7 separate regions of the Mus musculus genome follow, and all the other regions are linked to region 1. Evidence: chromatin loops called from intact Hi-C (ENCODE). Cell type or tissue: gastrocnemius. All regions are shown on one strand. Region 1 has its middle 6.7 kb from the start of A430088P11Rik. Region 2 overlaps Tnrc6b (trinucleotide repeat containing 6b). Region 3 holds the start of Adsl (adenylosuccinate lyase). Region 4 holds the start of Gm31319 (a long non-coding RNA gene). Region 5 holds the start of Cbx7 (chromobox 7). Region 6 overlaps Rps19bp1 (ribosomal protein S19 binding protein 1). Region 7 holds the start of Gm24204 (a small nuclear RNA gene).

Region 1 (4,000 bases):
AGCCTCACAGAATTAACCCCAGCCTTCCACCCCTCCCGTCAATGCTTCTGCCTACCTTCCCAGCTGTGAAGCAGGGACAACACTGCTTCCAGATAACATGCTCTGCTGTCTGGCATGATGCGAGCCCATTCTTCCTTGGCCAGGCTCTGAGTGCAAAGACCAAGTCTGTCTGGCTCGCTCAGTGCCGTAAGCACAGTATCCTCTCAGTATCTGTTGGCTAAAGGTTGAAAATTGGACAGCAGGGGCCAGCAAGATTGGTCAGTGGATAAAGTCACTTGCTGTACAAGGATGGTGACCTAGGTTCAATTCCAGAACTAAGGGTGAAAAAGAACCAACTCCCAAAAGTTATTCTTTAAATCTCCATATATACACACACACACAGTGTATATATGGACGTCATCACTCACATATACATATCCGTGTCCTTTCAAAGGGAAGCTAAGAAGGACCTTGAGATTGGCAGGTTAGTACAAAGTTCCTGTAAAGTCATGGCTGGGGTCCAGTCATGGGGACATTCTAGTTAGTGCACTGTATCTCTGCCTTTCCACAAAGGCCATTCGGACAGAAATTTTTATCCAGGAAAGTGGTTAGAAACTACAGCAGTGTCTAAAGATACCCAAAAGCAGCTCTGGGAACAGGAGCCTATGTCATCGGAGATAAGCTAGGACCTGCCATGGAAGCCAGCAAACATGTGGGAGCCTGCAGGAGGAGAAGCACAAAAGACAAGAACAGAAGGCATGCCCACGGTGCCCGTGGCTCTAAAAGGGGAAAATCCATTGTATGCCAAGAATCTTGCTTTATGGTTTAAATTTCCCCATCAGCAGCTTTGACTCCCTTGGATATGGCCTGGAGCTTAGGAGAGTTGATAAGGAAAGGCAGCTCACTGCTTGTCTGCAGTGAATTGTTTAGTAAGTAGATGGTTCCTGGGTGCCAGGCGTGGGGACCCAGGGAGACAGAAGAAGGCAATGTTTGAAAGCAGAGTGGCTCAAGCCAGGTGATGGTGATGAACGCCTTTAATCCCAGCACTTGGGAGGCAAAGGGAGGCAGACCTCTGTGAGTTCGAGGTCAGCCTGGTCCACAGAGTGAGTTCCGGGACTGCCAGAGCTACAGAAAAAGACTGTCTCGAAAACAACAACAAAAAAGAAAAAGAAATGAAAGCCAAGTGGATTTGTGCTGTTTGTGGTGTCTTTTGTGGGACATGAAGTAGAATAGGTTGGCCCAGGCACTGTCTGCTAAGGGCCCAGCTGGCCTGTAGAATGTGGGTTTCCTTATATGTCACATGGAGAACACCCACCTGGGGCAAAGCATGTAGCATAAGAAGCTACAGGCTTGGAGCTGCCACAAGTATTTTCTGATAGACTCTCCTGTGCACCTGCCTACCCTGGCAGTTAGTCAAATTGATGGTTCTTGGCTGCACACTGGACTCAGTACTCGTTCACCTGGAGCGAGTTTCAAGGCCCAGATTCTGAAAGTAGGGAAGAGAAAGCCTGCTGAAGTCACTCAGTTGGACAGGGACCTGTGCTCTCCATGTGTATCATGCCCCCACCTCAGAAGGCAGCCAGCGTAGTTGGTCTCCTGAAAAAAAATCTCACTTTTCTAGAGTGATAGTTTTGGGTGAGATGGATAATTTTAACTTCTTGTCGGGGGCTGGTGAGATGGCTCAGTGGGTAAGAGCACCCGACTGCTCTTCCGAAGGTCCAGAGTTCAAATCCCAGCAACCACATGGTGGCTCACAACCATCTGTAACAAGATCTGACGCCCTCTTCTGGAGTGTCTGAAGACAGCTATAGTGTACTTACATATAATAAATAAAAAATAAATCTTTAAAAAAAAAAAAAAAACTTCTTGTCTGGAGAGAATTCTATAAGTACAAAATACAGCTTAAACAAAAGCTAGGCTTCTATACTGTGGAGAAGCCAGCCAACTCGGTGACACACCAGCTCGGCATTCTCCCCCCCCATCCCCCCCTCCCTCGCCATGCCACTCTACCCCCCACCCCTACTCCTCCAATAAACTTCAAGCTCCCTCAGGTGTGTTCACCGATCTTCTCTGCCAGTGGCTGCCTGATTACCCTCACAGCTACTATACTGGGAGGAGCCTCCAGCCTTCCCCAGGAGTCCTGAGGAGCCTGCGTGGATAGAGGCATTGGTGGAGAACGGCTGACACCTTGTGGCCAGCTCCCAGCTTGCAGCATCCATCTCTGTGTGCAAAGGGTCAGAGGAGTAAGCACTCTGACCTTTGACCAAACCTGACTGTGCACACTTCTAATCCCATTACTTGAGAGGCCGAAGCAGAGAGGATTGTTGCCAGTCTGCATAGTGAAAATGTGTTCCACATTTAAAAAAAAAAAAAAGAAGTTTTAGGCTTTTGAGACATGTGGTGCCTGTCCTGACCTCAGAGTGACACTGAAGCAGCCACACACCATACATAAATAAGTGTTCACAGTTGAGTTTCTATAAAACTCATGGGTACTGGAGATGTCCTCACGTACTTGTCGAGAATGCCCAAGACGTGTTAGTATTATGATTCTTTTAGTCATTTAAAACTGTGAAATCTCAGGGCTGGGGCAGTGGCTGCTCTTCCAGAAGAGTCAAGGTTGATTTCCAGCCCCCACATCAGGCAACTCCCAGCCACCGTAACTACAGCTCCAGGGGCTCGGAGCCCTTCGTCCGGCCACTGCAGGCACATGCACCTGCATATACATATATGTAACTAAGACAAAAAAAGTTCTAAATAAAAATGTAAAAACTCAAGCTGTGTCCATATTTAATATTCTGCTAGTACCCCATCTTGGAAATCTTAATAATTTTAAAATAAGAATCCTTGAGTTTTCCGTCCATACCAGCCTTATAAATTATGTAGGCAACCATGACTGGCAGAAATCTTTGCTTTAAAATGTTATATTTGAGCTAGAGATGAAGCTTGGTGGAGTGCTTGCCTGCCATGCATGGAGCCTTGGGTTTGACCCCCCTAGCACTTCATAAACTGGACATGATGGCTCGCGCACATAATCTCAGTACTCAGGCAGTAGACAAGAAGATCAGAAGTCCAGGACAGCCAGGGCTATACAGAGAAACCCTGTCTCGAAAAACTGAAAAAGAAGAAGAAGAAGAAGAAGAAGAAGAAGAAGAAGAAGAAGAAGAAGAAGAAGAAGAAGAAGAAGTTGTTCAAGGTCATTCTTAGTAGCTACAAAAGGAATCAAGGGCATCTTGGGATACATGAGACCATGTTTTTTGTTTTTTGTTTTCTTGAGACAGGGTTTCTCCGTATAGCCCTGGCTGTCCTGGAACTCACTCTGTAGACCAGGCTGGCCTCGAACTCAGAAATCTGCCTGTCCCTGCCTCCCAAGTACTGGGATTAAAGGCATGCGCCACCACTGCCCAGCTGAGACCCTGTATTTAAAAATTAAAAAACGTTAGGTCGTATCATTGTCTTAGGGTCAAGAGTAACAGATCGGACTTAATACATGTATTCCTGCACAAAGAGGCTAGTGGCCTTAGAGGCGAAGGAAGGATAAGGACCTAGCGCTTCCCCATGAAAAGCCTGAAGAACACGCAGGTCCTTGGAAAGGGCCTACAGAAAGAGATGGCAAGGGAAGTTCATGAACAGTTGTGGAGGTAGGAGGGAGGCTGGCTATTTTGGGAAGCAAAGAAAGAGCGAAATCTCAGAGTAAAACGTAGTGGGGGAGTCATGGAAACGGGCCTGGGAAAGTCTCTTGGATCTTGGCCACAAAACAGGTTAGAGAAGAGCTTAGAGAAACCGGCTTCAGTCGAATTAATGAAATCCTGAGCTAGAGAAGGAGGGTACAGTGACCGAGGTGGAGAGAGCCACAGGCTATTTATTATCTAAGAAGTTGGGACGAGGGCCCGGAGGGAAGGAAGGATCTTTGAAGAAGAAAATCAGGTCCCAGTTGGAATGCAAGGAAAGGCCACCAGGGGGCGTAACTTAGCCAGGAAGATGCCTGCCTTTTTCACCTGAGTTTGTAGGGAAACAACAGGGT
Region 2 (4,000 bases), 80 kb after region 1:
TTTATCTGTATGTATGTATATATGTGTATATATATATGTGTGTGTATATATATATATATATATATATATATATATATATATATTAAATTTTCTTTTTTTTTTAAAGATTTCTTTATGTGAGTACACTTTAGCTATCCTCTGACACACCAGAAGAGGGCATCAGATCTCATTAGATGAGATGTTGTGAGCCACCATGTGGTTGCTGGGAATTGAACTCAGGACCTCTGGAAGAGCAATCAGTGCTCTTAACCGTTGAGCCATCTCTTCAGCCCAATTTTCACTAACTTTAAATGCTCAGAACCAGCAGTATTTCAGATTTTTTAACTTTTGGGTTTTGTGATTTTTTGCATACATTTACAGATCATATATCCCTAATCTAGAAATCTGAAATCTAAAATGCTTTCAACACTGAAACTTCAAGTACAAGTATAATAAAACTTTCTGGTTGGGAATGTTCAACCTGTAAGTGTTTAAAACTGTAAGAATGGTAGAGAAATGTCCAGTTTAAGAACACTAGCTGGGGCTGGAGAGATGGCTCAGTGGTTAAGAGCACTGACTGCTCTTCTGAAGGTCCTGAGTTCAAATCCCAGCAACCACATGGTGGCTCACAACCATCGGTAATGAGATCTGACTCCCTCTACTGGTGTATCTGAAGACAGCTACAGTGTACTTAGATTATAATAATAAATAAATCTTAAAAAAAAAAAAAAAGAACACTAGCTGCTCTTCCAGAGGACCCAGGTTTGATTCCCCGAACCTACTTGGCAGCTCACAACCGGATGGAAATCCAATTTTCAGGAAATCCGGTGCTGCCTTCTGGCTGCATGGGCATCAGACACTCATGCGATACCCAGACATAAATGTAGGCACAGCACCTATACACATAAAGTAAAAATAAATCCTTAAATAATTGTATATAGGCTGAGGAAGGAGGACTGTGAGTTTGAAGCCAACCTGGACTACTATAGCAAGAGTTTGTATATACATATGTGTTTGTACATATTCATAAGTAAAGTCATAGCCTATTTGTTTAGACCATCCACCCTGTATAAGTTCCTCACCCAAAACACTCAACCACGGAGAGCTAGAAAATCCTTGAGGTCAGGGGAAGTAGGTACAGGCTCTAGCTCAGTCATAGAATTCTTGTCTACCAAGGATGAGCTACTGAATTCTACTCTTTGTGTTAAGAAAAAAATACTAGAAAGCATTGTCCTTACACTGAGCACATACAGCTGTTTGGTTATCCCATAAACAATGCACTATGACAGCAATTCACATAGCATTCATTTTGTATTAGATGTTAAAAGAAATCTAGTGCTGGGCATAGGGGCTGCATGTTATCCCAGCACTTGAGTGGTAAGAACAGGAAGATTAAAAGTTCTAGGCCAACCTCAAGTCCATAATAGCAAGTTCAGTTCTAGCCAGGACTGCATGAGATCCTATTCCAAACAAAAACATTTTGGTCTAGTGATATGTCTCACTGGGTAAAAACTCTTGTTAACAAGGCTGACCACCTGAGTTCAATTCCCATGACCCACATGGTAGAAGGAGATAACCAACTCCCACAGATTGTCTGTCCTCTGCCCTCCCCATGTATTTATGTACATACATGAATATATGTATATATATATAAATAATATGTTAAAGTAAAAAATACATTCTGGGCCCAGTGATACAAACTGTGTTATCTAGCATAGGCTGTGTGTGAATTCTGCACTACTTTGTACTGCACCGCCTCGGATTTTGGTATCCTTAAGAGTCCTGGAGTCAGTCCTCTATAGATACCAAGGAATGAAGGTATTCTTTCAACAAAGGTTAGATTTTTGTAACTTAGCTAAAAGTGTCTTAACCTATTTATTCTGTTGTCAGTGATATTCCTTTTTGTATTTTCTTGTGTTAAAAATGTTACTGTTCTGCTGGATGTTGGTGGTTCATGCCTTTTTTAAAAATTTAATTCTTTTACTTATTTACTTCACATCCCACTCACTGAGAGAGAGGGGAGAGGGGAGAGAGGAGACTTTTGAGCACATACCTAGAAATGTATTTGAAGTTTGTGAGGTAAGTCTGTATTCAAATGTACCAAGTGAGGACAAACTTTCTCAAAGTTGTTGTACCAGTTTTCCCTCCCACTAGGAGTAGAGAGCTGCCATGCTCCTCACTCCAGGTTGATGGCTCTGTCATTTTACCCAATCTGTAGGTTGTGAAATGCTATCTCTTTATGGTTTTAATTTGCATTTTTCTGACTGACATGAAATTAAGCAGCTTTTCATGTGTTTAAGGACCATATATGTGTTCTCTTCAGTGGCAGGTTTTTCACGGGCTGATATTTTCTCATTGGTTCTTAGTCTTTTATGTTCTAGATGCTAGTCCTTTGTCACAGTTGCATGAGTTGCTGATCTTCTTTTTCATCCTGTAAACCTATCCACCGAAGGAGAAGTGCCGTGAGCAAACCTAGAAAATGAAAGTCTCAACTTCTAGATGCTGTAGTGACACCCTGTGGGTGTGCACAGGCAGGGCCTGGCCCTGGAGTAAGTCACATCATGGTATTGACTACGCTGACCTGTGGTGCTTGCCTTTGCAGGTGGAACAGGAGGATTTTGTAATGGAAGGGCATGGCAAGACTCCACCTCCTGGAGAAGAAAGCAAACAGTGAGTCACAGTTTATTAAAAGGGTCCTGTTACAGATCCCCAGAAGCAGTTGGTTCAGTGTGCTGAGAGCACGGTGGCTGGGCTGTGTAGACGGCGGAGATCCTGCAGCGCATACCAGTTGCTTTGTTGATGCATTACTTCTATTTATAGATTAAGTAGAGGGACAAGAAAGTTGGCTTTGTTGTTTTTCACACTTGGCTAATCAAAGTTTATGTTATGCTTAAGCAAAGGCTTTACGGCTCAGGATGTTCCAAATTGAACTAATTAAGTTTGGGTGTTTTCCAAAGAAAGTATGAGATGGTGCTTCCTTTCCCGAGCAATGTCTTCATGAAGGAGGCTCGATTAATGGGCTGTCTGCACACTCGGAGTGGTGCTCACTCCGAGTGTGGATTTGTCTGCATACTACTTCCTGAAATTCAATTCCAGTGATAATTGAAACTTCTGATCACTATTAAAATGAAGTTCTTATCTGATGAAACAGAGGCTAAAAATATTATAACTTAGCCAACATTCTTAGTAATTCAGGATTTATCTCTTCCCACTTCTGAAAAAGCGGCTGGCTTTAAACTTCAATATGGGACCTTTGGTATAGCTTTTTAGTGGCTGTAAATAGATCGTATTTTCCCTTAATCTGTCATAGAATTGAGAAAATGGTGTTTCAGAGCAGACTGGTTTTTCATGTGCCCTTTTAAAGGAAAAGCACTTACGCTGGACTTAAAGCACTGATGTCACTCTCACTCCAGGCTTCGTTTAGACAGTAGTTTCCTAAATTGAATGGGATGGTGATTCATGAGATTTACCAAAATCTGTAAAGAAAACTCCTCTTCTTTGTCCGTCTCCCTCTTTTTTTTCCTAGAAAATAGTTTATTTTGGTGGATCTTAAGAAAATGATGTTTCCTAAACCCTGAGGAATGAATTATGCAGAATAGACTGCTGCCAGGAGGCCAGATTCATTAAAGGGGAGTGCCTTGTCTTGTGTTTGTTGTGAATGGAAACCAGGAGATCTTCACAGCCCTTTAATTTGCTAAGCTAACAGTTTTAAAAATAGCTCACAGTATAATCCTAACTTTGCTCTATTCTGTCTACTGCACTTTCAGTTTAGATGAGCTGGTGGCATCAATTCCTCTTTAGGGAATTAGAATGCCAGACACCTATTTGGTTCCGTGAAGAGAGAGTAGAAATACTTCAGATGGTTTTCTCTATGGTTCCCACCCAACCCTTCTACCCCACAATATTGTCCTATAAAAATCACAGCTCCATTTGTCAAGGGCTTTCTGTAGTCACAGTAGATATATGTCATCTTACTGGCTCAGTTTTTTTGTTTTGTTTTTGTTTTTTGTTTTTTCTTTAA
Region 3 (4,000 bases), 240 kb after region 1:
AAAAAAAAAAAAAAAACAAGAGATGGGAGCAGACAGGAAAGAGGAGGAGGAGACAGAAGTTACAATGGGATACTAGGCAAGCAGAAGAGGATACTGGTTGGGCCCTTCGTCCCAGTCAGAGATCCAGCATTTTCTTCTCAAGACAGGGTTTCTCTGTGTAGCTTTGGCTGCCTGGAACTCGCTCTGTAGACCAGGCTGGCCTCGAACTCACAGAGATCAGATGACTGCCTTTGCTACCCGATTGCTGGGACTAAAGGCACGTGCTGCCACTACTTGGCTTTGCTTGTCTTCTTACCTCACTGTGCCCCTGGGGGCATCAGCCATAGTTTTCAGGCAAGAATTCTAACTGCCAAGAGATTAAATAACTTGCCAAAGGGACTGGACCGACATCCATGGAGTTGCTGGGAGTGGTTAGTGAGGAGACAAGCCAAAAAGCAGGGGCCTCCACAGTAACCAGAACTAAGGTAGCTGATGATATTTAGCAGAAGTCCATGCATTAAAAAACAAAAACCAAACAACAACCACCACAAAACCACCTGGGCTGGTGACCCATGCCTTTAATCTGAGCACTCAGGAGTCAAAGACAGACAGATCTCTACATAGTGAGTCCCAGGCCAGTTAAGGCTACAGTGTATCACTCTGTCTCGCAAAAATAAAGTCAGAAAAGGAAACAGGACCAAGTAGAAAGCTAACAGCTGAAGCTACGGTTTAATGAGGAAAAGTAACCAGAGGCCAAGTGAAGCAGAGTCGGGAGAGAGCACTACGGAGCCTGGAGCCTGGAGCCTGGAGCCTGGAGCCTGGAGCCTGGAGCCTGGAGCCTGGAGCCTGGAGCCTGGAGCCTGGAGCCTGGAGCCTGGAGCCTGGAGCCTGGGAAGGATTGGCTCTGCAAGGATCTCTGTGGAAGAGAACAGTGAGCTGCTACAGCATATCCAAGCAACTATACCCCCGAATCAGTCCAGAGTACAAAGTTCCAGGAACACGTTCTTTTCAGCATACATCGGCCCACAGCCTCCAATCCAATCGAGGACCTTGGGCGCAGGTGTCTGGTAGGTTTATCTGATGTACAAACTATTCTGGCAACAGCTAAGTCTTAAGCTCAGGAAGAGGAGACACTAAGGAGCGGTTGTGTGGGGAAGAGGGAGCAGTGTTCAGATCTAATGTACCATGCCTCGTGTGGGTCTCTTTATGTTGCTGGACGAGGCTTTTTGTTTTCTGTTTTGTGTTTGTTTGTTTGTTTGTTTGTTTGTAGACAGGTTTTCTCTGGCTGTTCTGGAACTCGCTCTGGAGACCTGGCTGACCTCAAATTATTATTATTATTTATTTTTTTATTTTTGTTTTTTTTGAGACAGGGTTTCTCTGTATAGCCCTGGCTGTCCTGGAACTCACTTTGTAGACCAGGCTGGCCTCGAACTCAGAAATCTGCCTGCCTCTGCCTCCCGAGTGCTGGGATTAAAGGCGTGCGCCACCACGCCCGGCTATTTTTTTTTAATGTATGCTATTTTCAGCTTTATTCTGATACAAAAACTTTGAATTTTTTGTTCTCGAGCCACCACGCGTGGAATAATTCTGACAGGCTGCTTTCCGGAGATCGGAACCAGCACCGCGGTTTAAGAGTTTCGGTCTCCAGCTGAGCCTGTCTCCAGCGGGACTGCAGTACTCCAAGTGTCCACTAGGGCGCCTTCCTGGCGTCCCTCCGAATGCCTCTGCAACTTTCCTTTCTGGGTTAAACGCGGGTCTTAATGTGCCTTCCTCAGATGGAAAAACTGAGGAGGCACAGCGTGGGGCAGAGATTCGTAGAAACCAAGAGAAAAGCGTTGACCCTCAGGGGCGACGAGCCAAACTTGAACCATCTTCGCCTTCCAGGCCGGCGTTACACACGGGGCGGGGCCTTGGGAGGAAGTCCCGCCCCACGCACGCCACCCTTCCGCTTTTGGCCCTGCTGCTGGTGTCCGCCGCGTCCTGGTCGCGTGTTGAAAATGGCTGCATCCGGCGACCCTGGCAGTGCTGAAAGTTACCGTTCTCCGCTGGCGGCCCGCTACGCCAGCCGCGAGATGTGTTTCTTGTTCAGCGACAGGTACAAGTTCCAGACGTGGCGGCAGCTGTGGCTGTGGCTGGCGGAGGCCGAACAGGTAACTGGCCGGGCCTCTTGTCCCGAGGGAGGTCACGGCCCGAGCACCTGTTGCCTCGGCAACAGTCCCAGAGCCCTGCACATCCTTTGGAGGACTTCGGTTTGGGCAAGGCTATGTGTGTTTGCGTCCTCCCACAGCGCATTTCAAGTGGAATGCTACTTATACCTTTGCAGGCTCAGGGGGAAAGGCGCTTCCCGCCAAGCTATCCGACATGAGTTTGAGCCGGGTTCAGCATGGTGAGAAAGGCGAAACCTGACTTCTATTAGTTGTCCTTCGACTTCTGTGCGCTCACACATGCACACACACACACACACACACACAGAAAACAAGTAGATTATTCTTTTAAAAAGTACGTTGCAAACTTGATGGTCATTTTTCGCATGAGCACGAGGAGGGCATAACCACCACGAAATGCACCCTTAGGATTGTTATGCCGGGCTGGTTGTTGTAGTTCATGGGCATCACAGCTAGGTCGGCCTGTTGGTTGCTTTCTGCCTTTGGGAAAGCTTATTTGGTGCCTTCAAAATTGTTTCTTGTGTTCTTGCCTTCTTGTCCTCTCGTCCCTCCTCCCTCCCTCCCTTCCTCCTCCCTCCTCCTTCTTTTTCTTCCTCCTCCTCCTCTTCTTCTTCCTCTCTCTCTCTCTCTCTCTCTCTCTCTCTCTGCCTTTCTCTGTCTCTACTACCGTTGCCAGTGTCTCCTTAGCTTGTAAGTGCCCTCAAGCTGAAACTGAAGTGTAAGGTTTATCTGGTCTACAAATTGCTTGACGCATACACAGCTGTGAATATGGATCATCTGTTAGAGCACCAACTTAGTAGCGAGAGGCAGATGTGATACTTAGCATGAAAGGATTATTTTTCTGTGTAGTTCTGTGGCTGCATGTGGATATGGGCTTGTGTGAGTGCAGGCGCCACTGGAGGTCAGATGATGCTGTGGAACTGGGGTTACAGGTGCTTTTGAGCAGCCACGTGAGTGCTGGGAACCAGAGTCAGGTCTCTGCAGGAGCAATGAGGACTCTTATTTGCTGAACCATCTCCCCAGCACATGTGTTAACACCCCCACCCCACCCCCAGCATTTGGGAAGCAGGGGCAGGTGAGTTTCTGTGAGTTTGAGGCCTACCTCCTACCTCATCTATATAGCGTGTTCCAGGCCAGCCAGAACAGCACACTGAGACCTTGGCTCAAACACACACACACACACACACATACACACACACACACACACACAAACCCCACGCATGACTGGTGAAGTTGGGGAAGTGATGAGGAGCTGAAGAGACACTTCAGTGGGTCAGAGCATTGGCTGCTCTTCCAGAGACCTCTTCCTTTCCCAGCAGCCATGGGGCCGCCGCACACAGCCATCTGCAACTTCAGTTCCAGGGGATCTGATGCCTTCTCTGGCACACATGATATTAAAAAAAAAGGAACGACAGATTAGGAGTAATACTTAAGATTCCGGTATGGGAAGTGTGTATTTGTATGGGTGTGTGCGTGGTGGGGGCTCACAGCTGGCTGACAGCTCTGTGGAAGAGGTTCTCTCCTTCCGCCTCTGCAGGAGTTCCGAGAGTGGAGCTCCGTTTTCCAGGCTTCCCTTGCAACTGCTTACAGCAGCTGAGCCAGCTCTCTGGCTGCTAAGTTTCCTTTTGAAGACAGTGTTCGATTTGAAGTCAGGATCTTTCTGCTTCTCCTTCCCAAGTGCTGGGGGTTGTGGCCTGTAGCACTAAGCCTAGCTTTAAGGGTCTGTTACTTTTGGTCACTGTAAGTACATCAGAGTGGGTGCAAAGCCAACATACTTTGTACACGTGCGTGCCATAGCTAAGGACTAAGTAATAAAGAGAACAGAGTTCTCTTCTCTTAACAGTGTCCCTTCCAGA
Region 4 (4,000 bases), 410 kb before region 1:
CGTCGGGCTCTTTCTTTATAGAGGCGTTTTTGTTTGTTTATTTATTTATTTATTATTTCTGGGGACTGATCCCCCTCACCCGCCCGCGCGTACCCATCAGGTGGGCGTCACATCCCTTGCTTGGGGGGTGGGGTGGGGGCCCTGCGTTGGAAGGACAGGGAACTTTGACCGGGGCCCCTCTCCAAGGCCACGAAAGTTCTCTTGGTGCCAATACTGAAACCCAAAGCCGGCTCAACCAGCGCTGCAGAAATTTATTCAACAAGTCAGGCTGCTGGCGGGGGCCCGGGCGGTCTGTCCGTCCGTCCTGCTGTCCCTCTGCTGCGGCTCTGCGACCAGCTGGATCAGAGCTGGTGCCAGTGTCCGGCAGGGCTGAGCTAGGAGCGTTAGCTAGAGACGGAGGACGGCGGGCGGGATTGAGTGAGAGAACCCCGGGCAGGGTTTAACTTTCCTCCAGGCCGGGTGGTGGAGGGCCCTTCCTTCGCCAGTCACCCTAGGCGCCCACCTAGGTCGCGCTGCATGAAGCCAGGTCGGGTTGGAGCGGGCAGTCCAAGGGGCCAAGAGGAGTCCTCAGCTGCCAGGGAGAAGGTTATATAATGAGTGTTTGTGATGATTGGGATTTAATTGTCTGTTGGATGGTGTGTGTGGAGTGAAGGGGCAAGAGGGCTCAGCAGGGGGTGGGTAGATCTCTTTTCTGGGAGGTCAGGAAGCCTGGGGGAGGGGGCTCAGAAATAGGCCCAGCGGAGACAGCGGCCAGCCCCTGTGCTCTGTCCTTTCTCAGCAGGATCTTAGGTTTTTGAGAGGAGATCGGGGTCCAAGGAGAGACCCCTGAATGTATTCTGGCCTGTGGAGTCTGGGTTTTGAGTTGTATGCATGTGTGTAGGTGTGAGTGCATGCGTGTGTGTGTGTGTGTGTGTGTGTGTGTGTATGACAGAAAAAAGGAGAGAGGCAGAGAGAGAGAGAGAGAGAGAGAGAGAGAGAGAGAGAGAGAGCCTGCCTCTCTGTGTCTGCGTAGTGTGACAGGGTCTGCTTCGCATGTGACTGCCGTCCTAGAATGGAGGGCTCAGGCTGGCCTGAGCAGTCCTTTCCTCATTGCTCATTGTGTGGGAGATTTGTCTCTGCAGATTCTACCACTGCCTGCAGACTCAAATGCCACACACAAGGAAGGGTATGGGTCCCAGGGCCAGGCTGGGGAAAAGGTTTGCTGAGGGGGTTCAGGCCTGTCTTCTGGTTCTCACTCACTAAACTGGAATCACTTCGTGAATCAACATCCGGACTCAGCTTCAAGGACTCCTTCAAAACTCTTGTCCACCCCTCGGGACAAACTTTCTGTTTGGGCTCCAAGTCCTGGGCCTGGGCAGTAGTGGTTTCCAGGCACGGGGTATCAGTGGGTGAGATGTCAGGATGGGATAGGAAGATATGAGCTAGAACTAAGCTTGGGGCAGCAGATTAGGGGTGGATGAAGAGACAAGAAGGGGACCCTGCGCTGGCCTGGCACCCAACTGGAGAACCTTCCATAACCGTAGAAGGCCTGAGGGAATCACTACGGCTGCTCAGAGCAGTGCCTGCGAGCAGGAGGCTCCTCAGGCAGCTAGAACAGTTTGGGGGAGGGGCTAAAAGCCTGTCTGGAGGCCCCTCTTTCCCTCGACTGAAGTTCTCTACCCTTCTTACCTGAGTTCCTGTCTAACCTCCTTGTCTGCCTTCCCCACTTGGCTCTTGAATCAATAGCTTCTGCAAGACTGGACCAGTGAGGGTATCTTCTAAGTCCGCCAGGGGGCGCCGGCAAGTCTTTATCCCCGCAGGTTGACTCCCCTTGACCTTGGGCAAGTGGGTGGGGTTTTGCTGTAGGAACCTCCCGCTCACTCCTCCACCCTAGTCGACTCTCCACCATAGAGGACTTGCTTGTCATTCACCCATCCTGGGAAGCGGCTACTGCAAGCGGTACCCTAAAACCTCCAAGTGCTTCTGAACTCAAGAGACGTGCTCAGAACACACAGTCTGGCCACATCTCCTGCTCTGTCCCTACCGTTCATCCCCATACCCCAAGTGCAGCTCCCAGGACAGACTCTGGGCCGTGCCCTTCCCCCACAGAGGCCACCCCCAGCAGATTAGAGCTCTCTTGCCGAGGTGATGATAAAGGCTGGTGCGGTTTCACTGCCTCTCATCATTGTCTTGTTCTCCGACTCCCCAGCACTGCATTTAGGATGCTTCAAAACGGCCTGCAAAGAGTAGATGCTGGGTTGGGGTGTGTGTATGTGTGTGTGTGTGTGTGTGTGTAGGTCTAGAGGAGGGGAGATCAGGGCCCATTTCCCACCCTTGGTTTTGGCTCCTCCATCCCTTCTCCCCCCCCCCCCCTCTTTCCCCCACTTCATCTCTTCCCTCCCTCTCTCCTTTCTGGAGAATATTTTCTACCCACATGTTCCCGGAGTGTGCCTTGTGTAGTGCCCTCTGTTCACCCTGGTGTTAGGTCTGGGCTGGGACTCCACAGCTGTGTGGGCGCAGGCTCCTGTGTGAGCATCTGGGAATCCCTGGTCTGCAGGCCTGTGGGTCCTGAAATCTGAGAGATGCGGGGCAAGCCTTCCTCATCCTAAGCTGCCAGCCAGAGAAGAGAAGAAAAATAAACCTGGATTTCTGATTTAGTAAAGCACCTACTGAGTGCCAGGCCTCATTCTGGTCGCTAGAACCCAGAGGTGAGAGAAGGGAGCAGGCCAAATGGGCCTTCTAGGGGGGCTTCAATGCCTTAGGCAGGGTCTGGTTTCCTTGCTGAGGTCATTGTGGAGACAGAGCTGCACATCTCCATATTCTCCTGTGCTCTGGGTGTGAGAATTGGGCTCTGGATGGCTCACGGGGGTGTTGGACACGTGGTCATTGGGCACCCCTAAGCATGTGCTGGCAACTTGGGGTTCTTGAACAGAAGAGAGGGAGGAGAAGTGTGTACCTGAGAGTACAGGGGCGGGGGCTTGGAGCCAGTGTCTCTTCAGGATTGGGATCAGAAGAGACCTTTATGCCCAGGGTCCTCCCTGAGCTAGCTGTCCCCTTCTGCTGGCCTTGGCTAATGATGCATCCTGAGATGGACATCGGGTTCTTGTCCCACCTCCCTGCTGTGCACCCTGACCTACTGAGCAGCAAGGGCTGGGTTAAGGCCTTAGCCTCTCTCCCTCCAAGCTTTTATCCCAGCCAGGAAAGTCATAAGCAGGCCCTTGATTGGGGGCTGGGAGGGGCAGGCCACTCAGCATGCGGAGCTCAGCTTGTTGTAATTGGGATAATGCTTCCACCTTAAAGGATTTTTTTGCGAGACTTAGAAGTATCTCTGCAGTACCTAGCATGGGGCCTTGGAGGGGGAAGCTGTTTTCCTTTCATTAAAGTACTTTCCAAATCTCTCTCCATTTGTTATCTGCTTTGAGAGGGAGACGGGCAGCATCCTCCTCCGAGTTTTTCACAGGTGGAGATGAAAAGGGCTGTGGGGAAGGGGGCTGGGCTCGGCCTGGACTCTAGGATTCCTGGTCCAGTGGGACCCACCTCACTCCCATCAGTGACCACCTGCCCCCGAGTTGTTATTTCAAATGAGACCCTAAGCCCTAATTACTGCAAAGTGGGTGAAGCGATCAGCAAAGGCACCAGCTGGGAGATGTTCAAATGCCCCGTGGAGATTCAGGAGCAACCTTGCTTGCTCAAACCAGCACAGGGCCAAGGGCCACTGCAAGCAAACAGGATGATATCTGGGGTCAGGGACAGGGACAGGGGGACCTGGCCAACTTGCTAACTCACAATCCGCAGTTGGGCTTCCCAGATCTTCTGCTAAGTGGTCTCTGACCTTGAGAGAAACCCTTCCTCTTCCTATGCCTCCGCTTCCCTCCCTGCAGGAGAGAACAAATACGCGTGATTCTCTGGATTGTGATCGGGTGCCTGGCATGCTGTAAGTGTCCACAAATGATGTGGGCTGTGACACTGTTAGATGTCCTTGGAGGGGTGGCCCAGTCAATTCTCTGTGTGTGCTGCAAAA
Region 5 (4,000 bases), 770 kb before region 1:
TTCCCCTCTCACCTAGCACTGAACCTGCCCCACATGGGGACCTCTTCCCCTTGGCTTGCAGCCATTTCCGAAGCCAAGATGCTAGGGCCTTTGCTTCATGGCCAGCAAGGGAGCAGGATGAGGGGATAAGGAGGCCACCCCTTACCAGGGGGGAATTAAGGCCTAGAAAAGCTGGTGATTGAGGAATGCTTGCTAAAAAAGCAACAGGAGCTAGGGCCAGCCTGGTGAGAGGATGACAGACAGGGGACACACAAAGGACTCTTACTTGGGGGGCCATCCTTTCCACTTCACCAGATATTCAACTTTGCCCTGTGAAAAAAAGAAAGGAGATAGGGTGAGACATACATACTCTACCACCACCTGCGGGACAATAGGACCCTCTGCCACAACACAGTATCACCAACCTGTGAACCTCAAGATTGTCAACCTGGAGTCAATACCCCCCAAAACTCTGGCTACCATGCGACATCCCTACAGGCCTCCTTGCTGCCCCACGGGAGTATTATCTGGTCCCAGACATCCCTGGAATCCTAGAGAAACTGAGACCACATGGGACTGTGCATGTAGAGCCTTGTGCGGTGGCTGAAGGACCACCATGCCAGGACCATGATTCCTCACTTTCAAAAAAAAAAAAAAAAAGCCTCAGGTAGAGGCAGCCCAGCAGGCCCTCCACTTGTTAGAAATTGGAGCCTCAAGGGAAAGGGGTCTCTAAGTGTCTCATCCAGCACCATGCACTGGATGAAATATCAACATGGGAGAGCTTTGAGTTCCTCTTCTCTGATCCACCTTGCCAAAGAGTCCCCCCCAGCACCACGCAGTGGACAGCTCTTTATGAAAAGCCTTTGTCCACCAAAGGCATCCACCTTTCCTTTCTCCTGCATCCTTCGTTCATCCTGCATCCTTGTCCTCTGCCAGAAAGCCAGTTCTGAGAGAGAAAAGGGAGCCTTGAGCTCTAGAGTACACTGCCGCCTCGGTAGAGATTTGGGAGTGCTGAGTTGAGCGAATGAGTCCCCTGTCTGACCCACCTCTCTGTTCCTTGTTAGAGGAGATGATGTCTATACCCGCTTCAGTCTAGTACCGAGAAACAGCAAGGAAAGAAAGCAGCCCTAATCAATAGATCGCCAAGCTCCAAGCCACCTACCTTGGGCCCACCGGAACCCGTGCTGAGGATGCTACAGCAGACACTCTCATGCCTGCACTTAAGCCAAATGGAAAAAAGGTGGCTTCAGGAGCCTCCGAAACAGATGGCAAGGAGAAAAGGAGAGGGGACCCTCCCTTAGATCCAGGACAGGAACTCTTTTCATTGCATATGGCCAGCTCCAAGTTCACTCTGGGAAGAGCCCATCAGCAAGCACGTGCACAAAGATCGCAGACTTGAGGTCTGGACAGGAAACTGCAGGTTGAGGTGTGCGGCCCTAAGCGCGGCAAAACCACCTCCTTAAATCTCAGGGTGTGTGTGTGTGTGTGTGTGTGTGTGTGTGTGTGTGTGTGTGTGTGTGTGTGTGTGTGTAAGTGTAAGGCCTTGGCAGAGGTGGGAGGAGCTTTGAGGATGTCCCAACAACAGTGGCCCAGGCTTCAGGGCAGCAGCACCCGGCTGGAAGGTTGGGGGAGGGGAGGAATGGGAGCGGAGAAGAAAGGTGTGCCCTGGGGGGTTGGGATCGGGAAGGTCAAAGTCCAATAAGAAAACTTCAGAGGCCACAGGAGACTTTCCTAAAGCTCTGCGGCCAACTTCAAAGGACTTGGTACTAAATATCCAGAGAGCCGAGTTCGAGACTCACTTTGACTCTAACGCACTGGCAAGTTGCTTCATCAACTTGAGCTTTAGTCTCCTCGAAAGTGAGCGTAAAGGGAACGAGACGGAATAGAACTCAGGATCTCTAGTCCTATCTTCATCTCCATCCCAGGTGGCCTCGGATGCACCAACATCCGAGGGCAACAACTTTAACTCTACTGGCCCTACATAGTGGTGGGGAAAGTGAGGAACAGGATGTGGAGACCCGCCAGGCAGCCCAGGGTCCCCAGGTCACCCCTGCACCACTTTCTGCTCTGCCCAACCTGGAGTGGGCGGTGCTGAGGAGCGGGAGGCAACCTCGCCCTGTCCCGGGAGCCGCCCCCGAGCAGCCTCACCTTCCGCACGCGCTTCTTCCGGATGCTCTCCACCGCAAACACCTGCTCGCCTATGGCTGACAGCTCCATGCGGGGCGGCGGGCGAGTGGGCCCAGGACCGGACCGGGCTGGGCCGGGGGTGGAGCTGCGGGGCCGCGGCGGCTGCGCGCGATGCTCGGGACGGCGGGGACCCCGTCAGGCTCGTCCGGGCGCGCACGCGCACGCGCGCACACCCCCTAGTGTTCCCTCACGCCGCCGACGTTCCATTTTTGAACCTGCGCAACGTTTTCCCCAGCGCCAGAGAGCGGGTGCGCGCGCGCGTGCCTCTGAAAGCGCCCAGAGGGTCAGCTCCGCCCCCTCGCTGCCGGAGCCACGCCCTACTCCTTAACCCCGCCTGCTGACCAAATTGGGCAGCTGGCAGCAGGTCTGATGCTCCTGGCAGTCTAAGGTCCATCCCATCTCTCAGTTCGGCTTCTGGGCTGGACGTGATCAGTCTTCCCAAGTCCCCCTAAAGACTGAGAAGGTCCGAAATGAAGTGGCCTTAAAGCCGAGATTAGCAAGCAAGTAATCTCAGTATTTAGACAGCTGAGGCAGGAAGATCAGGAGTTCAAGGCCAACCTTAGCTATGTAAGACCCTGTCACAAATAAATACATTGAAACAAGGATTGGAGAGATAGCACTTCTGCTCTTTCAGAGGACCTGGGTTGGTTCCCACCTCCAACATTATGGTTCACAACTGTGGCTCCATGGAATTCCATACTATCCTCTGATGTACTCATACACAGTGTGCACATACGTACACGCAGGCTAACAACCACTCATACACATAAGTATTTATTCAGAAATAAGACAAAACCTTTAAAGTTGGAGGTAGTACTTTATGCCTTTAATCCCAGCACTCGGGAGGTAGAGCCAGGCATATCATTATGAGTTCGAGGCCACTTTGTTCAAAACAGTGAATTTTAGGACAGCCAGTTTCCTTTCCTACAAAGGAGACAAGGTCCGGCCGGGTCCGCGCGGCAGGAGGGACAGACAGCAAAGCTTTCCACCCGGAGTACGTAGTCTAAGCAGGCCTGAACAGGTGCCTCTGAGTCCCCCGCTCCAAGCACGCTTCCACCCATCAACCCAAACCAGTCTTAGTAGGTGATGCGAAAACGCACCGCGAGCGCCCTTCCCTGAGGGACCAGGCTAGGCGCTGCTAACACCTCGTCGCAGGTGGAGACCCACTTTTGCCGTCTGCAGATCCCACAACAGCCTGGACTCCAGTGGTTTTTCCACCTCGCCCTTGGTTTGCTGACCGTTTGCCTCAACTAAATGTGGAAGGAAAAAAGTCCTCACCCCGGAGCCAGCACCAAGCCTTTTCAGTTTTCGGCATTGTTGAGGACAGGTCCGAGTCGTCCCCAACTCCTCCCATTTCCTCCTAATTCCTGCTGTTCTGACCTTCTGGAGGAGACTCAGGGCTTCCCCCTCAACATCACCACCCCCCACAGCCTGGATTCTTAGCAACAATCCCCTCCCCCACGGGGCCCAGTGATCGCAGTGCGCTTTCTACCACCAGACCCGACCGAGTCACTCAGTGCTTAGAAGCATTCTGGGGTTCCCTATTCTTAGAATAAACTCTAAGCACCTATGTCTGGCGAAGAAAAAAAAGAGAAAAAGAATGTTACATTGGCACCTGAGCTTTTTTTTTTTTTTTTTCAAATCAAGTGCAAAGGAAGCCAGAAGGCAGGGGATGACATGTCCCTGTCCCCAGAGAAAATTACCACCATCCGAGAACTATAATATTCCATGGAAACATCTACTAAGAACAAATGTACAATGAAGATATTTACGAATACAGACCCTAGAAATTCCCCTATCCCTAAGGGGAATTCCAACCCAAGAACAAGACAAG
Region 6 (4,000 bases), 440 kb before region 1:
CAGCAGAAGCCACAGGAAGCATGGGGGGTGGGGCAGCAGCTCGCCCAAGTCCAGATTACCAAATTTTTAAACTGGCCTATTTTTAAATATTTAAACTTGGGATGCCTTAGTTGGGGTAGGCTTCCCTTTGCTGGACCCCTCCATTGACTTGAATGTAACAACCGGTGTTTTTTTATCGGACCATAGGTTGGCAAGCACTCCATCTTTTCCTTCTCGGCAGCTAAGAGGAGGCCTTATACCAGGAAAGGTACAGGATTTCTGCTTGCATCCTCTAGGTGACCATGTGACTGAGGGTGTATGCTCCCTAGAAAGGGGCCCTAGAAAGTAAGCACTGAGCTGTTGGCTAAGCATCTTATTTGAGGAGGAGAAAATGAGTCCCCAAGGCCACCTGAATTTGCTCTTCTAGTCAGCAAAGCCCAGCAAGCATGCAGAAAGGGGTGGAGGATTTGAAGACCACCACCCATGTCCCTTTGAACAACCCATGTCACAAGAGGACAAAACATGCCATGGAAGGCCCAGAGCTCCCATCACTAGCCTATATTAAAACACACTCCCTCCCTCCCGTTCCTGTTTGCTATGACCTCCTGGATGGATTGGATGGCCATGCCTTCCAACAGGCAGAGGTCACCGGAGGCAAGCAGACTCCATGCTAATTCTGCTCTGCTGTAGGCAGTTCTGTGTTGCCATTTGAGAGCCAATGCTGCTTAAAGGCAAAGAAGAGTTGCTTGGAGCAGGGACAGTGAACCTTGTTCTCTTACTGAGGACAAAGCCCTGCCTTGTCAGGGGCCCAATTAGGGAACTGACCGATCGTCACTGAGACAAACCTCAGGAGTCCCAGTGAACAGAGAATGGAGGAGGCAGGCTCAGGGGAGAGGATGGCGGTGTGGAGGCCACCAGTTGTCTCCTTAGGAATGTGTCCATCAAACAAACAAAAAAAGCTGGGCAGTGGTGGCGCATGCCTGTAATTCCAGCACTTGGGAGGCAGAGGCAGAGGCAGGCGGATTTCTGAGTTCGAGACCAGCCTGGTCTACAAAGTGAGTTCCAGGACAGCCAGGGCTACACAGAGAAACCCTGTCTCAAAAAAACAAAAACAAACAAAAAAGGAATGTGTCCATCTGCACTGAGGGGTCTCCTGGTCCCTGTGACAGGTCAGTCCTTCCCTTGCCACTTGTTCTCCCCCAGTGTGCTCATTCCACACGATCTTTCCTTTGTGACTGGCACTGCACTGCTGGAGAGTCCGGTTTGCTCTGAGGGGCACAACCATAGCTTTCACTGCGGTCCTTGGTTGGGTACAGACTTTATGCAAACCTGTAAACCTGCTTGCTGAGGACTCCGGAAACCATGACCTAGGCCCAGATATCAAATGACATACGACTGACTTTCTGCTCTCCACTGATGCCATAGCAGATCCCAAAATCCAGCAGGGTGGAGGTGACCTTCCTGTCCACTTCCTGGGCAACTCTAGCAGCTACAGTAACTGTGCCCAGAGAGGAGGCCCTCGCTGGTAGAAGGAAGTCATTTATGCTGGGCCAAGGCTGGGGACTTTAACACGGAAACCTAGAAGAACCGAGATCCACACTGAGATGGGAAACACATTGTAACACACACACACACACACACACACACACACACACACACACACTTGAATCCACATTTGCCCAAACTCACATTTATTTATTTGAATTTCCAGCTCCTTGAGGTGGGGTCTGAGTGGGCCCAGTACCAAATAGCCCTGATAACCAATCCTGGTCATAGCTGGCAGGTCAGAATCTTTTCTGGCAGGGTGCTGATGGTTCCGCCAAACTAGAAGTCCACTTCAGTTTGAGGGAAAATTTGCTGCAGGGCTTGCAGCTCTGTTCCAGTGTCCCTGGGATAGCAGCATATGGCTTCCTGAGCCAGGCTAGTTTTGCACTGCCACCTGCTGGTCGCTCGTGGCACAGCACTGCAGGGACCCAGGACAGCAGAAGTCCAGCCAAGGAGGGTTAGTGTCTTTTGTCCCCACCATTCCTCCAGGAAGTCTAGCTGCCAAAATATTCCCTCTGGAACTTCTGGAAGTCTTCTTCAGTGAACACAGTGCCCTCAGCCTTCTTCTTCTTCTTCTTCTTGTTCTTCGTCTTGGCCACTAGCCGATCACAGGCTTTTCGGCCTTGGTTCTGCTGCAGGATCTGAAAAGGTTCAGAGTAAGGGCACAGGACACCCATCTTTGGAAGCACAGATGGAAACCTTTGAGCCCACAGGGCTTATGGCTCAGGGCAGGGCTGAGAACCGCACGGACTCTGAAGGACAGCCTCAGTTATCACCCAGGTCCCTAAGCTCACACCCTCGACAAACCTGCTGGGTCACAGACTCTGGCACGGTGCTTCTCATGCTGGTCATAAACTTCAGGTTTGCTTTGAGGTGGTCTCGACACTGCCGTTTCTGGTACTCAGCTGTGGGTGGCAGGCAGGGCATGTCATTTCAGACTCATTGTACATTAGAAGCCTTCTGGGTCCCTTCCCCTGCCCAAGGCCCCACTGTCCTTTCCCTAGAAGGGAATATTTCACAACCTGGTCTCTTCTAAACCAAATCTACATTTCCCATAAGTACTGTCTGCTGCAAATCTCATAGACCCTATTGGATAGCATCAGTTAGTCACGTGACTGTCCCCCCCACCCCCCCAAACCCACAGGGTTTCTCTGTGTAGCCCTGGCTGTCCTGGAACTCACTCTGTAGACCAGGCTGTCCTCGAACTCAGAAATCTGTCTGCCTCTGCCTCCCAAGTGCTGGGATTAAAGGCGTGTACCACAACGCCCGGCATGACTGTGTCTTAAGCCAGGCATGGCACCTGTAATCCCAGCACTGGGGAGGCCAAGATAGGAAGACTGCTCCTAGCTACACAGTCAGATCAGAAAGGGTTATGTTTAAAAACAGCATAACAAAAATCCACCACCACCACCAAATAACACAAGGTCTACCCTGAGCATAACTGTGCATCAGGCACAAAGGACACATGAGCTCCTGTTTTCATTTCTACAGGGAAGGAACTGAGAAGAACAGTAACACACATTTTAGAGGGTTTCCATTTTCTTTCTTGGGGGTTGGAATTTCCGGAGTACTGGGATTAAAGGCGTGTACCACCACCATGCCCGGCTATTGTCCTGCCTACCCATTATGTACTAGGCAGTAGACCAGCCACGAGGACCATGGAAAATCCAGGGTTGGGGATGGGAGGTTAGTCCTGTGTCTTGAGGAGTGCTTACCTCAGGACAGGAGTGAAGGGAACCCCACTCCTGTCCTCCAGTTATTGGGATAACTGGGCAGGGAGGGAGGCACCTTGACATGAACTCGTGCAAACCACTAGTGTCTGTGCATGCCTCCTAGCTCCACCTCTGTTCATAGTGTTTCCTCTTGAACGACATAGCTTTTAACAAGGACTCCCAGGCTGGGTGCAGTGGTGTGTGCCTATCATCCAGTGCTTAGGAGGCTGAAGCAGGAAGGCTGATTTAAGGTCGTGGCTAGCCTGTGCTATATCATGGCTAGCCTGTGCTATACAGTGAGGTCCAGGCCTGCCCGAGCCAAAATAACTCCCCCCCCCCCCCCCCGCCTCCAAAACTGGGAGAAACAAACACACAATGAAACCCGAGTACCTCAACTCCCTTTATAGAGCAGAGGCATGGAGTCAAAGAAGAAAGCAACATGCGTACCATCCTGTGCCCCTTCTCAAGGAGGCCTTACTACCTGTGCCACACCCCCTAAGCTGCTCTACTGGAAACAAGGTTTCTGCTTTGCAGACACTTCACTGGTAAATGATATCAACTCACTTCTGCTGTCCCTACTGGGATGGAAGGAGGCACTGTCACCTGAGCAGAGCACATTAAGAGCAACAGCACGGGGACAATTTGCCCGGCTTCCACCTCTATCACCTGGGCAGGTGCCTGTTTCTGTAACTGTAAAGTGGGGGAGAGATCTGCTCATCTCACAGGGCTGCCGTGAGGGTCAAACGAGTTAGTTAGTTTAGAAG
Region 7 (4,000 bases), 620 kb before region 1:
CTTCGTTTGATACAAAAGTCCAGGCATCTGGCATAGACCTTCTATTCTTTCTTCCCGAGAGAGACAAAATGGAACCAGGGAGATGCAGACCCACAGAACAGCCATAAAGAGAAAGCACAGACCTCTAGGTATTGTACCATAGCAACTTCTTCCCAGATGAAACATTCTGTCCTGCAAGGAGGTTCCTGAGACTCAGAAAGTAAGCAACTCACAAGTCTCAGGAAGTTCCTGAAGCTTACCAGATTCACAGGTTATATAAACTAAGAATTGCTGAAGAGAGACTTTTCTACCTATTGAGCTGCCTGGGTGCTGTGCAGAGAGCTCCAGGATTGCCAGTGAGCTTTTTGGTGCTGGAGTTAACTGTCCTTGAGCCATCCATGCTCCTATAGTAACTTCAATCAACTCATTGCTTCATCAAGTTAGACTTGATATGGAATCATTCTCTGGGCTGTCATTTATGTCATCTCTGGAGTGAAAGATATTTATTCACACTTTCCTACAGAAGTTCTCACACAACAGGTTCATGGATCATGACTGATCCATGATCAGGAGCAATGAGGCTGTTATTTGTTTGTTTGTTTGTTTTACATGTATGTGTCAGTGTTTGAACACGTGCACTTGAATGCAGGTACCCAAGGAGTCTGCAGGCAACAGATCCCTCTGGAGCTGTAGTTATAAGTTATGAGCCACCCAGCGTTACTACTAGGATCTGAACTTTGCCCCACCACAAGAGCAGTATTTGCTTTTAATCACTGGGCCCTCTCTCCAGTTGTATTAGTTAGGGTTTTACTGCTGTGAACAGACACCATGACCAAGGCAACTCTTATAAAGGACAACATTTAATTGGGGCTAGCTTACAGTTTCAGAGGTTCAGTCCATTATCAAGGTGGGAACATGGCAGCATCCAGGCAGGCATGGTGCAGGAGGAGGTGAGAGTTCCACCTCTTGTTCTGAAGGCATCTAGAAGAAGACTGGCTTCCGGGCAGCTAGCACAAAGGTATTAAAGCCCATGCTCAGAGTGACACACCTACTCCTACAAGGCCTAGTCTCAAGTACCTAAAAGGCTGACACTTGAACTTAAGTCTGAAGCAAGCCTTGAACTAATTCTCTAGTCTCCACCTCCCAAGTTCTAGGACTACAGCCAACCTGAGGAGGGTTACACAAGATATTGTGAAACTATGATCATTTGCCACGGTGCTTAATAACAAAGATGAAGTTAATCCGATGGGTGACCAGAGCTGCTGAAAGGATGTCCTCCCAGAAGTCTTTGCGGTTTAAGGTTACCACAGCCTCTGCGCAGGCTCGTGGCTCTTGTTCACTCATTGGCATTAGCATTTCAGCAGTTCCCAGAGCTTTAGGGACGGTGTGCCAGGAAGAAGGACCAGGACCCGACAGATATCACATATCTCTTTCACAGGGGCAGTTAGATAGGATGAATACATCCATCTGTAGCTGACTGACAAGGGCCCATCATATTGAGTGCTTGTGGGAGTCCAGTGGGTGGGTGTTAAGGCACCCAGATGGCTCCTTATATTCTGCTATATTCTTCACGAACTGGTCTATGCCTTAAATCCAACATTGGTAAGAACTCTGGGAGTTTCAGGCCAGTTTGGTCTACAAGTCCCAGGACAGCCAGTGTTGGACAGTGAGATCCTTTTTTTTGTTTGTTTGTTTGTTTGTTTTTGGAGACAGGGTTTCTCTGTGTAGCACTGGCTGTCCTGGAACTCACTCTGTAGACCAGGCTGGCCTTGAACTCAGAAATCTGCCTGCCTCTGCCTCCCAAGTGCTGGGATTAAAGGCATGTACCACCACCACCCAAGCGAGATCCAATTTTCAAAGTAGAAACAAAACAAAATGAAGACACTCACATTTGCTACCTGTGCAACTTTTTTTTTTTTTTTTTTTTTTTTTGGTTTTTCGAGACAGGGTTTCTCTGTGTAGTCCTGGCTGTCCTGGAACTCACTTTGTAGACCAGGCTGGCCTGGAACTCTTTTCTTTTCTTTTTTTTTTTTTTTTTATGGTATGCTTCACAAATTTGCGTGTCATCCTTGCGTAGGGGCCATGCTAATCTTCTCTGTATCGTTCCAATTTTAGTATATGTGCTGCCAAAGCCAGCACTTGTGCAACTTTTAAAAATAAAAAATAAATATGAGGGCTAGCAAATAATAAACACGAGGCACTTTCCATGTCTGATGTCCTGAGTTCAGTCTTTGGGATTCATTTAGTGGAAGAACAGAAGCAACTATTCCCAAGTTGCCTTTAGATTTCCACGCACATGATAAATAGAATGATAGCAAATTAAAAATAGGGGCTTGAGAGATGGGTCTGTAGTTAAGAGTACTGGCAGCTCCTCCAGCACCCACAAGGTGGCTCACAGTGGTCTGTAACTTGAGTCCCAGTGAATCCAGTGCCCTCATTTGGCCACTGTGGGTACTGCACATTTAGGCCACACACATGATGCAGGCAAAAAAAAAAAAAAAAAAAAAAGAAAGAAAAAAAAGAAAAGAAAAAAGAAAAAAAACATATGCATAAAAATAACTAAAATGTTCAAAAGCTTTTAATTAAAAATAATTGGAAAAAAAAAGTCGGGCGTGGTGGCGCCCGACTTTAATCCCAGGCAGAGGCAGGCAGATTTCTGAGTTTGTGGCCAGCCTGGTCTACAAAGTGAGTTCCAGGACAGCCAGGGCTACACAGAGAAACACTGTCTGGAAAAACCAAAAAAAAAAAAAAAAAAAAGGAATAGTTGTTCGCCTAGTCCCTTACTGTTGGCATAGTTTACTCCTGTGCCTGTCTTTGCCCTGGCAGTTCAGATTTGGAGCTGACACTCCAGTGATCTCTCAGCAATACTCTCTTCCTTGATGCTGGCTGGGTTCTTACCTTGTCTTTTCTGCATCTATTTGCATTTCCGTAAGCCTGCTTCTGATACCTCTTCAACTATGTGGTAGCCTTTCCTTTATTTATTTTGTTTGTTTGTTTTTGAGACAGGGTTTCTCTGGGTAGCCCTGGCTGTCCTGGAACTCTGTGTGTAGCCCTGGCTCTGCTGGGATTAAAGGTGTGTGCCACCGCTGTCAGCCATGCCTTTTAAACTGCACGGTCATTGTGTAAACCACATATACGTAGATAGGTTGATTAGTTCATTGATTTCCCGTGTGCCGGGTGACAAGCGTGTTAATATGAGTAATTGGGATTGGAATAAAATCACCTTGGCTAGATTACCAAGGTGTAGGCGGCATACTTGTTGTTGAAACTGCTCCACCCTGTGAATTTATTGTTATGAGATAAATCGTGGAAAGATATGAACGTGTTCATCTATGTGTGCCATAGAACTCAGGACAAGGTACATATGGGCAAGAGGAGGATATTTGTACAACATTCAAGGACTTGTAGTAAGTACCGGTGCTGGCTGCTCAGCCCAGGAACCTCCTGACCACACAGTTTTGTGCTTCAGGGAAAATGCTTTGTTAGATGTGATGGCTAATGCCTGTGATCTCAGGACATGGGACTGTCCCGAGTTTGAACTGAACACGGGCTATACAGTGAATTTAGCAGTTAAGAGCACTTGTCCTTGCAGTGGACCAGAGTTTGATTCCCACACAGTGACCCACAAAGGTCTGTAGAGCTCCAGGTCTAGGGAATCCCACACCCTCTTCTCACCTCCTCAGGCAATGCATTTATACGATGCTCATATGAACATGCAGGCAGACACTAATACAAGACAAAGAGAAAATAAAAATGAAAAAAAGTCTTCCAATGTACAAAGTTATAAAGATCTTCCCTTGTTTTCCTCTAGACGTTTTATAGGATCATAGTATAACAGCTGCCTCAGACCTGAAACTCCATCACAGGGATAAAGCAGCAGGAGGAATAGAAATTCAAAACCCATCCCCCTCCTCCCGGTGAATTCCAGAGGCCGGCCTCTACAAGCCACTCTGTCTCAAAAACAAAACAAAAACAACAAATAAAAACAACGACAAAAGCCCCCGAGAGAGCCGGGCGTGGT

The links. A loop is a pair of places that touch in the nucleus more often than their neighbours do. Peaks named below come from ENCODE experiments on the same cell type or tissue, not always from the same donor. Only the 100,000 strongest peaks of a DNase experiment are listed, where the experiment ranks them.
Region 2: a loop joins it to region 1, with 2.9 times the contacts of the local background. A loop is called at or near these places in 20 of 42 quality-filtered maps.
Region 3: it touches region 1 in a loop (4-fold over the local background); 24 of 42 quality-filtered maps call a loop at or near these places.
Region 4: a loop joins it to region 1, with 13 times the contacts of the local background. A loop is called at or near these places in 24 of 42 quality-filtered maps.
Region 5: it touches region 1 in a loop (4-fold over the local background); 2 of 42 quality-filtered maps call a loop at or near these places.
Region 6: it touches region 1 in a loop (4-fold over the local background); 31 of 42 quality-filtered maps call a loop at or near these places.
Region 7: a loop joins it to region 1, with 4 times the contacts of the local background. A loop is called at or near these places in 14 of 42 quality-filtered maps.

Annotation. Positions count from the first base shown.
Region 1 is chr15:80,702,358-80,706,357 of GRCm38, forward strand. No RefSeq gene overlaps it. Among named protein-coding and RNA genes, the nearest start is that of A430088P11Rik, 6.7 kb to the left of the region's middle. In gastrocnemius, CTCF peaks have their summits at 2,166 (motif pointing left) and 3,932 (motif pointing right); DNase peaks (open chromatin) are centred at 1,391, 2,137 and 3,951; H3K4me3 peaks cover 222 bases; H3K27ac peaks cover 672 bases.
Region 2 is chr15:80,782,158-80,786,157 of GRCm38, forward strand. It overlaps Tnrc6b (trinucleotide repeat containing 6b), which reads left to right. Exons shown (of 25, transcript NM_144812.3): 4 at 2,582-2,649. Among named protein-coding and RNA genes, the nearest start is that of Tnrc6b, 73 kb to the left of the region's middle. In gastrocnemius, CTCF peaks have their summits at 628 (motif pointing left) and 2,495; no DNase peak of the experiment used is centred here; H3K4me3 peaks cover 1,549 bases; H3K27ac peaks cover 3,052 bases.
Region 3 is chr15:80,946,572-80,950,571 of GRCm38, forward strand. It overlaps Adsl (adenylosuccinate lyase), which reads left to right and starts at 1,919. Exons shown (of 13, transcript NM_009634.6): 1 at 1,919-2,129. The coding sequence starts at 1,977. In gastrocnemius, a CTCF peak has its summit at 1,669; a DNase peak (open chromatin) is centred at 1,859; H3K4me3 peaks cover 2,744 bases; H3K27ac peaks cover 3,554 bases.
Region 4 is chr15:80,287,842-80,291,841 of GRCm38, forward strand. All of the region lies in intron 1 of Cacna1i (calcium channel, voltage-dependent, alpha 1I subunit), which reads left to right. It overlaps Gm31319 (a long non-coding RNA gene), which reads right to left and starts at 1,890. Exons shown (of 2, transcript XR_384257.3): 1 at 1,669-1,890; 2 at 27-571. In gastrocnemius, a CTCF peak has its summit at 1,763 (motif pointing right); DNase peaks (open chromatin) are centred at 271 and 1,782; H3K4me3 peaks cover 449 bases.
Region 5 is chr15:79,930,321-79,934,320 of GRCm38, forward strand. Cbx7 (chromobox 7) reads right to left here and starts at 2,326. Exons shown (of 7, transcript NM_144811.3): 1 at 2,128-2,326; 2 at 266-309. The coding sequence starts at 2,196. In gastrocnemius, a CTCF peak has its summit at 2,346; DNase peaks (open chromatin) are centred at 2,411 and 3,607; H3K4me3 peaks cover 2,904 bases; H3K27ac peaks cover 2,439 bases.
Region 6 is chr15:80,258,966-80,262,965 of GRCm38, forward strand. It overlaps Rps19bp1 (ribosomal protein S19 binding protein 1), which reads right to left. Exons shown (of 4, transcript NM_175109.3): 3 at 2,332-2,429; 4 at 1,649-2,165. The coding sequence ends at 2,019. Among named protein-coding and RNA genes, the nearest start is that of Rps19bp1, 3.3 kb to the right of the region's middle. In gastrocnemius, a CTCF peak has its summit at 1,930 (motif pointing left); DNase peaks (open chromatin) are centred at 1,915 and 2,283; H3K27ac peaks cover 1,905 bases.
Region 7 is chr15:80,086,436-80,090,435 of GRCm38, forward strand. It overlaps Gm24204 (a small nuclear RNA gene), which reads right to left and starts at 2,118; the gene lies at 2,012-2,118. In gastrocnemius, a CTCF peak has its summit at 2,400; a DNase peak (open chromatin) is centred at 2,411; H3K27ac peaks cover 52 bases.